Regions from separate parts of the Homo sapiens genome. Here region 1 is linked to region 2. Evidence: read pairs that join two places in POLR2A ChIA-PET (ENCODE). Cell type or tissue: PC-9. All regions are shown on one strand. Links, peaks and the distances in the headings refer to the core of each region. The heading gives the core; the rest is flanking DNA.

The links. Peaks named below come from ENCODE experiments on the same cell type or tissue, not always from the same donor. Only the 100,000 strongest peaks of a DNase experiment are listed, where the experiment ranks them.
Region 1: POLR2A ChIA-PET joins it to region 2 with 5 read pairs; 5 of 35 experiments call an interaction of 5 or more read pairs at or near these places.

The regions. Positions count from the first base shown.
Region 1 is chr17:78,222,969-78,228,268 of GRCh38, reverse strand. BIRC5 (baculoviral IAP repeat containing 5) reads right to left here. Exons shown (of 4, transcript NM_001168.3): 4 at 2,634-4,804. The coding sequence ends at 4,715. Among named protein-coding and RNA genes, the nearest start is that of TMEM235, 6.0 kb to the left of the region's middle. In PC-9, for the core only: no CTCF peak of the experiment used is centred there; no DNase peak of the experiment used is centred there.
Region 2 is chr17:78,305,653-78,311,080 of GRCh38, reverse strand. No RefSeq gene overlaps it. Among named protein-coding and RNA genes, the nearest start is that of LINC01993, 30 kb to the right of the region's middle. RefSeq lists a silencer at 2,481-2,703. In PC-9, for the core only: no CTCF peak of the experiment used is centred there; a DNase peak (open chromatin) is centred at 2,520; H3K27ac peaks cover 1,161 bases.

The DNA.
Region 1 (5,300 bases), core at 301-5,300, 83 kb after region 2:
TGGTAGAGACAGGGTCTTGCTTTGTTACCCAGGCTGGTCTCAAACTCCTGGCCTCAAGTAATATTCCCACCCTGCCTCTCTTATTTTTATTTTATTTATTGATCTTTTTTTTTTAGAGTCTCGTTCTGTTGCCCAGGCTGGAGTGCAGTGGCATGATCCTGACTCATTGCAACCTCTGCCTTCCGGGTTCAAGCAATTCTCCTGCCTCAGCCTCCTGAGTAGCTGGGACTACAGGCACCCAGCACTATGCCCAGCTAATTTTTTTGTATTTTTAGTGGAGGCTGGGTTTCGCCATGTTGGTCAGGCTGATCTTGAACTCCTAACCTCAAATGATCACCCACCTCGGCTTCCCAAAGTGCTGGGATTACAGGCATGAGCCACCGCAACTGGCCCTGCCTCTCTTCTTTTAAACCCATATGTAACTACCTGGATCCAGTGGCTGGAGGACCAGCAGGCCTGGCCCTTGTGATGCCAGTGGGCACAGCCCTCTGCGCCAGGCTGATGACACCATCTGCCACCTCCACTACAGGGCTGGGGAAGCAGCTGGAGCCGTGGCTGAGTCACTGTCGGAGCAGCTGAGCGTCGCGTATGCTACAACTGATTTCACAGCATTTGACAAACGTCCCCCCACAGAAAATGAACCTCACTGAGTTTCCCTGTCCAACAAGTCAATTCATTAACTCAGGGCATTAGGACACTAATCCCCCCTGGGAGACTCAAAGCCACTGTTCGAGTCAAACCCCCACATTCTAAGGGCTCTTTCATGGTTGGGGCCATGGGTTAGAACCAGGCACCTTTTCATTTTTCGTGGACAGTGGTATTGTTTGTGAGATGTGGCCATGATTGGGAGGCAGCCAAAGAGCTGGGAGCTCTCCTCCCCAAGCACAACTCCCAGGCCTGTGAGGGGCTCAGCACGGTGACCCAGCCTTCCCCAGCACCTGCCCAGCGAGCCTGGCGGCCCAACAGGGTTCCATTCTCAGGGAGGCAGGCAGGCGCCTCCGAGGCCACAAGGGGTTTCTAAGGGACAAGCTTCTTCGGCAGCCGTGCCTTGGGCACTGCAGCACCTGCCCAGCATCCTGGATGGTGGCTGGAAATGATATCCTGGAGAAACAACTTCCTCAAAGGGAAATGAGTTCGTGTTTTCTAGAGTGAAAGTTCCTCCCCGGACAAAGCTGAGACCTGCACTGGCTTTGAGTGACTAAATGTCTTTCTGGGAGGCTTTGACTCACTGGGTAACGTGGAATGGGCAGTGCCCTAGGCTGCAAGGCTTCTCCGACATCATCCCGGAACCAGCCTTTGCTTCCTTCCTCACATCGCAGAGCGCACCTGCAGTGCCCGTTCCGTTCCCTCCGACCTGTGCATCCTCCCCTTCCCTTCCTGGTCCCGCTGGCAGCCTGCCACCTGTGCCAGGACAAACAGCTGCACAGGGATGCCCTTTCCTGTTGCCATCCAGGGCAGAGCTCACCGTCTTCTCGGTACTCCTGCAGACACCAGCCACACATGTGCAGACGTGCATGGCTATTTGCTGACCTGTCTTCCCACCGTTCAGAAAACAAAAACCCGGGGAGCTCACTGCAAGAGTTGTTCCTGGGCTTCAATTCCTGGATCTGGCACCTGGCGCACAGTAGGTGCACAAGCAAATACCTGAGTGAATGAATGGATGTCTCCTCTTTGGGGATCACGTGGAAACCCCAGAAGTCAAGGCCCCAGTTTGGTCCCATCCAGCTGAAAACAGGTGTAAATAATGTAGGCTAAGCCCAGCGGAGAGAAAATCTGCAGCTTAGTTAGTCCTTTGCTTTGTTGAGCTAGATTCAGCTGAGTCAGGAAATCCTTCGTGATGGCAAGACGGGCTTGGGGCAAGCTGGGCCGCACAACTCACCCTCTCAACACAGACCTTGGATGTTGAAAGTGAATACAGTGCACTGTCCTCACAACGGGGAAAAGGAGGAGAACGGTATGCGGGATCCCCTGTACTAGCCTTACAACTTCCTGTGAATTTTCATTTCAAAATAAAAGGTTACAATGTACAGAGAGGATCTATGAAAGCCTTGGGGAGGCAGGTGTCAGCTCCATATGACAGCCTTTCTGACAAAGCTGTCTGAAAATGGAATGGGGTGCTTTAAAGACAGCCCTCACTCCCTAGAATCAGACAGCCGACCATAGCCACCCTCCCAAGCTGACAGTGTCCTTCAGCAGTGAGGGCCCAGCTCTGGAGCCAGATTGCCTGGGTTCAAATCCCAGCTCTAAAAGTTACTTATTCGACTATCCTGGACAAGTTATTTCATTTCTACAAGTCTTCATTTCTGCATTAAAAAATGGTAGCTAGGTCAGGCCCAGTGGCTCACGCCTATAATACCAACAAGTCGGACGCTGAAGCAGGATGATCACTTGAGCCCAGGAGTTTGAGACCAGCCTGGGCAACAAAGTGAGATTCCATCTAAACAAAAAAAAAAATTTTTCAATTAGCCGGGTGTGATGGCGTGCGCCTGTAGTCCCAGCTACTTGGGAGGCTAAAGTGGGAGGTTCACTTGAACGCAAGAATTTGAGGTTGCGGTGAGCTGTGGTCATTCCACTGCACTCCAGCCTGGGAGGGCAAGGCCTTGTCTCAAAAAAAAAGAAAAAGAAAAAAAAAGTAGATAAAACCACATGAGACTTTATTGGCAATTGTGAGTTACTCTTTCCACATGGCGACAGCCTGCAATGGGGGCTCCAGTTTGGCTTGCTGGTCTCTTCTGGGCAGCGGGCACTGCTGTCTCTACTTTCCAGGATGGCAGTTGGCCCGAGGGGCTCTAACCTGCCATTGGAACCTCACCCATAGCCCAGAAGCCTCATTCACAACCCTTCCCAGACTCCACTCCAACTTAGAGAACCTGAAAAATGGACATGTGGACATGTATCTGAAAGAAAGTCTAGGCGGTTGCACTTAGACAAGGGCCTACGGCTTTATTAACAGATGTCGAGGAAGCTTTCAGGTGCTGGTAGCCATGAGGGTCTGGTTTTAAGGATGGCCTTTAAGGAAAGGCCGTGGCAGGCGGGCTGAGAGGGGCGGCTCCAGCTCAGCCCTGCCCACAGCACAGGCTCACAGAAGCCGAGATCCACATCACCGCCTGGCATGCAAAGGAGTTGAAGACAAAACCATTTTTTTCCAGCTTCTCTACAAAGCCAATTACTAAGCAACAGTTATTAAAGTGAAGTATCCATTTACAGACTGACACAAATATCAAAAATAAGCAGCTTAGATGAGTACAGAGGCTGGAGTGCATTTTCTGCTAACAAAAACCACTGTGATATTCTCCCAGTTTAGAGGGAAAAGTCTATCTCAGGCCGACTCAGATGTGGCAGAAATAAGTGGGTCTGAAGTGCATTTTCAGTTGTTTCTGCCCGGAAGGAGCCCGGATGATACAAACAGGTCTGGGGTTCGTGGCTCTGGCAAGCGCCCAGAGACAACTGCGTCTCTGCCAGGACGCTCATCCTCACTGCGGCTGTCTGGGCAGATGGCTGTTGGCAGGCTAGGGACGACGATGAAAAACTGACAATATTTTAAAAACCCAGTAGGGTCCACAGCAGTGTTTGAAATGACAGGCTTTTTATTTCTCAGGAACAGCCGAGATGACCTCCAGAGGTTTCCAGCGAAGCTGTAACAATCCACCCTGCAGCTCTATGACAGGGAGGAGGGCGAATCAAATCCATCATCTTACGCCAGACTTCAGCCCTGCGGGAGCTGCTGCCTCCAAAGAAAGCGGGGACCTGGGCGGACTGCGTCTCTCCCCCGTGTGGAGAACGTGACAGATGTGAAGGTTGGGCTGACAGACACACGGCCTGCAGCAGCCCAGCCAGTCCCCCACAGCATCGAGCCAAGTCATTTAAAAAGGATTTAGGCCACTGCCTTTTTCTGAGGGAGGAGCGGCCAGCATGTGCCCCGCGGCTCACTGGGCCTGTCTAATCACACAGCAGTGGCAAAAGGAGTATCTGCCAGACGCTTCCTATCACTCTATTCTGTCTCCTCATCCACCTGAAGTTCACCCCGTTTCCCCAATGACTTAGAATGGCTTTGTGCTTAGTTTTAATTGTAGTTTGTGCTATTCTGTGAATTAACAATTCAAACAAAATAAGAAAGCCATGTTGTTAAACAGTAGAGGAGCCAGGGACTCTGTCTCCATTCTCTCATCACACACAAGTCATGCATCTACCAAAAAAAAAAAAACAAAAAAACACAACAACAAAAAAACTGTCCTCTGAGGAGGCACAGGTGTGACAGATAAGGAACCTGCAGCTCAGATTCAACAGGCACCTGCCAAGTCCACACTCAGGACTGTGACAGCCTCAACAACATGAGGTCCAGACACATTCACTGTGGAAGGCTCTGCCCACGCGAACAAAGCTGTCAGCTCTAGCAAAAGGGACACTGCCTTCTTCCTCCCTCACTTCTCACCTGGTAAGCCCGGGAATCAAAACAGCAAAAATGAGCCCCCAAAAAAGAGAGAGAGAGAGAGAAGCAGCCACTGTTACCAGCAGCACCCGCTGCACAGGCAGAAGCACCTCTGGTGCCACTTTCAAGACAAAACAAGAGCACAGTTGAAACATCTAATTTGAAAATGTTGATCTCCTTTCCTAAGACATTGCTAAGGGGCCCACAGGAAGGCTGGTGGCACCAGGGAATAAACCCTGGAAGTGGTGCAGCCACTCTGGGACCAGGCAGCTCCGGCCAGAGGCCTCAATCCATGGCAGCCAGCTGCTCGATGGCACGGCGCACTTTCTCCGCAGTTTCCTCAAATTCTTTCTTCTTATTGTTGGTTTCCTTTGCCTGGAAATAAAGAATAGACACATGACACTGAAACCAGAGCTTCCCAGTCACATCCTGTAGATAAGATGACAAAGGAAAAAACAATCAGGGAACACTGAGAGAGCACCTAAATAAACTGGGCACTGGGCTAGGCAGATTCCCAGCTACCTGGGACAAACATCCTGATTCAGCTCAACTCCCTCTAGTTTAAGCTGCCTCCTAATCATCGAATAACAGGAAACACTGACGGAGTGCTTGGTATGCACCCAGCACCACTCTACCTGCTTCCTCCATTAACTGATTTATGTTCACAGTGATCCTGCGCTGGGTGCTCCCATATCTCTACTATACAGGTGAGGAAACCGAGGTCCAGGCTGAAGGAGCCACTCAAAGTACCCAGCTAGTCTAGGCACCCCAGCTAGTCTGGGCACCCCAGCTAGTCTAGGCACCCCAGCTAGTCTAGGCAGAGCTCTGCTCTTAACCACTGCCCTACCTTTCTCCTGAAACTCCTGGAGGA
Region 2 (5,428 bases), core at 267-5,266:
CAGGAGGCTGAGGCAGGAGAATCACTTGAACCCAGAAGGTGGAAGTTGCAGTGAGCCGAGATTGTACCACTGCACTCTAGCCTGGGCGACAGAGCGAGACTCCATCTCAAAAAAAAAAAAAAAAAGAAAGAAAGAAAGAAGAAAGTGTATATGTATATGCAAGCATTTGCTTTCATGTCCATAAAATATGCTAGGAAACGTACTTTTTTTTTTTTTTTTTTGAGATGGAGTCTTGTGTCACCCAGGCTGGAGTGCAGTGTGGCACGATCTCGGCTCACTGCAACCTCTGTCTCTGGGTTTAAGCAATTCTCCTACCTCAGCCTCCCGAGTAGCTGGGATGACAGGTGCCCACCACCACGCCCAGCTAATTTTTGCATTTTTTTTTTTTTTTTTAGTAGAGATGGGGTTTCACTACGTTGGCCAGGCTGACCTCAGGTGATCCGCCCACCTCGGCCTCTCACCCTGGCCTCCTAAAGTGCTGGGATTACAGGCGTAAGCCACTGTGTCCGGCCTGGAAACATACATTTTAAAAAACGATTTGTGAGCCAAGTGCAGTGGCTCATGTTTATAATTCCAGCAATTCTTGAGGCTGAGGCAGGAGGATGTCTTGAGGCCAGAACGACCTGGGCACCATAGTGAGACCCTCATCTGTACAAAAAATAAGAAAATTAGCTGGGTGTGCTGGTGTGTGCCCGTGGTCCCAGCTACTTCAGAGGCTGAGGCAAGAGGATTGCTTGAGCCCAGGAGGTGGAGGCTGCAGTAAGCTGTGATTGTGCCACTGCACTCCAGCCTAAGCAACAGAAGGAGACCCTGTCTCAAAAAGTAAAAAATAAAGGCTGGGCATGGTGGCTCAGGCCTATAATCCCAGCACTTTGGGAGGCCAAGGTGGGCGGGTCACTTGAGGTCAGGAGTTCGAGATCAGCCTGGCCAACGTGGTGAAACTCCGTCTCTACTAAAACTACAAAAATTAGCCGGGCGTTATGGCGCATGCCTGTAATCACAGCTACTCGGGAGGCTGAGGCGGGAGACTCGCTTGAATCAGGAAGGCAAATGTTATAGTGAGCCAAGATCGCACCACTGCATTCCAGCCTGGGTAACAGAGCAAGACTCTGTCTCAAAAAATAAATAAATAAATAAATAATTGAAAAAAAAAATAAAAAGAAGGCAACTCTGCAAGTCAAGAAGAGAAACTTCACGGGGAACTGAGTCAGCCACAACCTTGACCTTGAACTTCCCAGCCTCCAGAATGGTGAGAAATAAGTGTCTGTTGTTTCAGCCCCCAGTGTGGAATTTTGTTCTGGCAGCTCATGCTAAGACACTCTCCCTCCACCTTCAAAGTCAGCAGGCAGGGATCTCTCAGACCTCCTTCTTAGAAGGACCCCTGTGATTACATTTAGGGCCCACCCAGATGATCCAGGATAATCTCCCATCTCAAGAGCCTAAGCTTCATCACATTTGCAAAGTCCCTTTTGCCATATAAGGTGACATAGTCACAGGTTCCAGGAATCGGGACATGGGCACCTTTGGGGGCCCATTATTCGGCCGATCGCAAAGACAGACATTTCTCAGTAAACTCTTTTCACGACTGAATTTTGAACCATATGAATGTATTACCCATCTAAAAATACAATGTCAATCAAAGGAGACTGGAGGTGAGACCAGAGGTACCCAGGACAGGGACAGGAAGCTCAGGGGTCATTCCCCTCCCTGGCCCTCAGTTCTCTCCTCTCTAAGTGAGGGATTAAGACCCATGACTCCTGGGTCTGGAGGACTTTGAGCCTCGAGCTTCCCTCCTGATGGGGGTGGTGATGTTTCCTACCTGCCAGGGCTGCTGCAGGGATTAAATCCTGCAACAAGAAGCATCCCAAATCCTCCCAAGCAATAACTGCTGGTCATGGAAAAGCTGGTAACAGAAGCCATTCTTAACTCAGCTGCTCTACTCTCCCTAGCATGGAAAGAAAGCTGCCCCTCAGGCCGGACACGGTGACTCACGCTCATGCTGTAATCCCAGCATTGTGGGAGGTCAAGGTGGGAGGATCGCTGGAGCCCAGGAGTTCGAGGCCAGCCTGGGCAACAGAGTGAGACCCTGTCTCTAAAAAAAGGTTGGGTGTGGTGGCTCATGCTTGTAATCCCAGCACTTTGGGAGGCCAAGGCAGGTGGATCACTTGAGGTCAGGAGTTCAAGACCAGCCTGGCTAACATGGTGAAAACCTGTCTCTACTAAAAATACAATAATTAGCTGGGCATGGTGGTGGGTGCCTGTAATCCCAGCTACTTGGGAGGCTGAGGCAGGAGAATTGTTTGAACCCGGGAGGTGGAGGTTGCAGTTAGTGGAGATCACACCATTGCACTCCAGCCTGGACGAGAAGAGCAAAACTCGGTCTCAAAAAAAAAAAAAGAAAAGAAAAGAAAATTAGCCAGGCATGGTGACGTGCTGCACCTATAGTCCCAGCCACTTGGAAACCTGAGATGGGAGGATCACTTGAGCCCTGGAGTTCCAGGGAGCAGTGAGGTATGATCATGCCACTGCACTCTGGCCTGGATGACAGAGTGAGATCCTATCTCTAAAAAAAAAAAAAAAAAAAAAAAAAAAAGAAGCAAGCTGTTCCCCCGCCCGTGTCCTATTTTCTACAGAGGGCCTGTGCCTTCACGGTGCCCCCCTTCCGGGAAGGACTCGCCTGGGAGTGAGTTTGGCACCCAGTACAGGTCCTGGCCACACCCGGGACTCTTCTCAGCACAGTGACTGACAGCAGCACCCTGGAGTCAGATGGAACTGGATTGGAATCTAGTTCTGTCCCCAGGCTGCCATCCAGTGCTGTTGCCTGCTCAGCACCCACTTTCTCTTCTCTTTGTGGAAGCATCTTGGATTCTACCCCTTCATCACTCTTGCTGTATGTGGCTCAGCGATGGGCCTGACCTGCTCAGGGCTGGTCAAACACCGCATGCACACCCTAGTTGGTCCAGACCCGGTTGGGACAAGACCCAACCAGGCCAAGGCCATCCAGCCCCGGCCTTTTCCTGGAGCTGGCTGCAGCCATTTCTGCTACCGCTAGAGAGAGCCTGCCTGAGGGCGAAGCTATGGCAGAGGAAAGCCGACCTGGGAGATGGAGAGGGACAGTTTCCAGGTGACATCACTGGTGAATCTAGATCCAACTGTGCCTGAGGCCCAGCTCTAAGCCTTTGTGTTTCTGCATGGGAGCCAGTGATACAACCTCCTGCTAATTGCTTCGGGCAGTTTACACTGGCTTCAAAAAGCCCTGGCTGACAGCTATTAGCTGACCTTGGACACTTCACTTGTGTGTTCCGTGCCTCAGAAGGAATATTCCCTGAAAATAATAATACCTACTCATAAGGCTGTTGTGATTCTTAAATAAGATAATGAATTAAAGTCCCTAATTAGGCCGGGCATGGTGGCGCTCACCTGTAATCCCAGCTACTAGGGAGGCTGAGGCTGGAGAATCACTTGAACCCAGGAGTTCAAGACCAGCCAGGGCAACGTAATGGAATTGCATCTCAATTTTTTTTAAGTACCTAATTTGGTGTCTGGCACACAGTAAGCTCAATTGTGGTACCAGAGTCATTATTTTGTAGGAATTGGGTTAGAATCATGTTAACCAACAAACGTGCATGATTCAAATGGGACTATTCCATCTTAACTGGGAAAAAAGCCTAATTGTTGGGAAACCAGTCTTCTTAGCTCTCACTGCTGTAGAAAACTGGATGGAGATCAGGAAATGCATGTCATGGGGCACCCAGTCATGAGGCAGAGACCCTCTCCCTCTTTAGAGCCAGCAAGGCTCTGGCCAAAGAAAACCCCCATCAGTAACTGTGGACATACCTTAAAATGACTGCAAGCAGTCACCCTTGGGTAAGCTCCTCTGGGCATGTAGGCAAAGCCTAGGAGTTTCTTCTAGCCAATAGAACACGGCAAAGATGATGACATCACTCTCATGATTACATTACATTAGAAAAGACTCCAACTTAGCTGACTGGACTGAGATCCTCCTCATTGGCTTGGTGGAGTAGGCAGCCACATTGAGGAAGCCCATGAGGTGAGGAAGTGCTGGCAGCCTCTAGGAACTGCAGGTGGTCTCCAGCCTCCAGCCAGCAAAAACCTCAGGCCCTTAGGCACACAGCAGCAAGAATATGAAATCTGACAATAACTAGCATGGCTCTGGAAGCAGAGCCTTCCTCGGTTGAGCCTCCAGATGAGAACCCAGCCCAGCTGACACCTTGTTTGCAACCTGAGGAGATCTGAAACAGAGGATGCAGTAAAGCAGTTTCCAGACTTATCCTTTTTTTTTTTTTTTAACTTTTTTTTAAGAGTCAGAGTCTCACTCTGTCACTCAGGCTGTCGTCACTCAGGCTGGAGTGCAGTGACACAATCACTGCTCACTGCAACCTCGAACTCTTAGGCTCAAGTGATCCCCTGGCCTCAGCCTCCTAACTGGGACTGCAGGCACACACCACCATGCCCAACTAATTTTTTCTTTTCTTTTTTTTTTTGTAGAGGTGTAGTCTCACCATGTTGCCCAGGCTGGCCTTGAACTCCTGGCCCCAAGCAATCCTCCTCCCTTGGCCTCCCAAAGTGCTTGCATTACAGGCATAAGCCACTATGCCCAGCCAGTTTCCAGACTTCTGACCTGAAGAAATTGTGATATAGTAAATGTGCGTGTTGTCTTAGTTCCTGAGTGCGTGATAATGTGTTGCACAGCATAGAAAACTAACACAGCAGCCTGCAGAGGACTGAGCTTTCAGAGAGGAGACACACCGGGATGCCTTTCTCAATGAGTCGGGGTACAATTTCCCAAGGTATTCTGGTTACTTTGGCTATATTACAGTTCACCCCAAAACCTGGTCATTTAAAGCAATAATCATTTATTACCTCTCACAGTTTTGGTGGGTCAGGAATTCAAGAGTGGTTTGGCTGGGTGGTTCTGGCCTGAGGTCTCTCATGAGGCTGCAGTGAGATGGTGGTCAGAGCTGCAGTCATCTGAAGGCTTGACTGGGGCTGGAGGATCGCTTCTAAGGTGGCTCATTCATGCAGCTGTTGGCTGGTGGCCTCAGTTCCTCTTTACATGAGCTTCTCCGTGGGGTAGTTGAACTTCCTCGTGGAATAGTGACTGGCTTCCCCCAGAGTATCTGAGCTGAAAGACCAGATGGAAGAGGCGATGCTTTATGCCCTAGACCTGAAGTCATGTGAATCTGCCTGATTCGGTGTGGGAGGGGCTACCCAAGGGCATGAATACCAGAGACAAGGATCTGGGGGGCCATCTTGGAGACTGGTCACCACACAAGGGATGGCAGTGGGGACAGAGGCTGCAGGGGCTGGAAGAGGGCTCTGGAAGGAAGACAGGGAACCTTGACAGGTGGGAGAAGCTCAAAGTGTGAGACCATCCCCAGCTTCCTTCTCATGTTGTTCAGGGCAT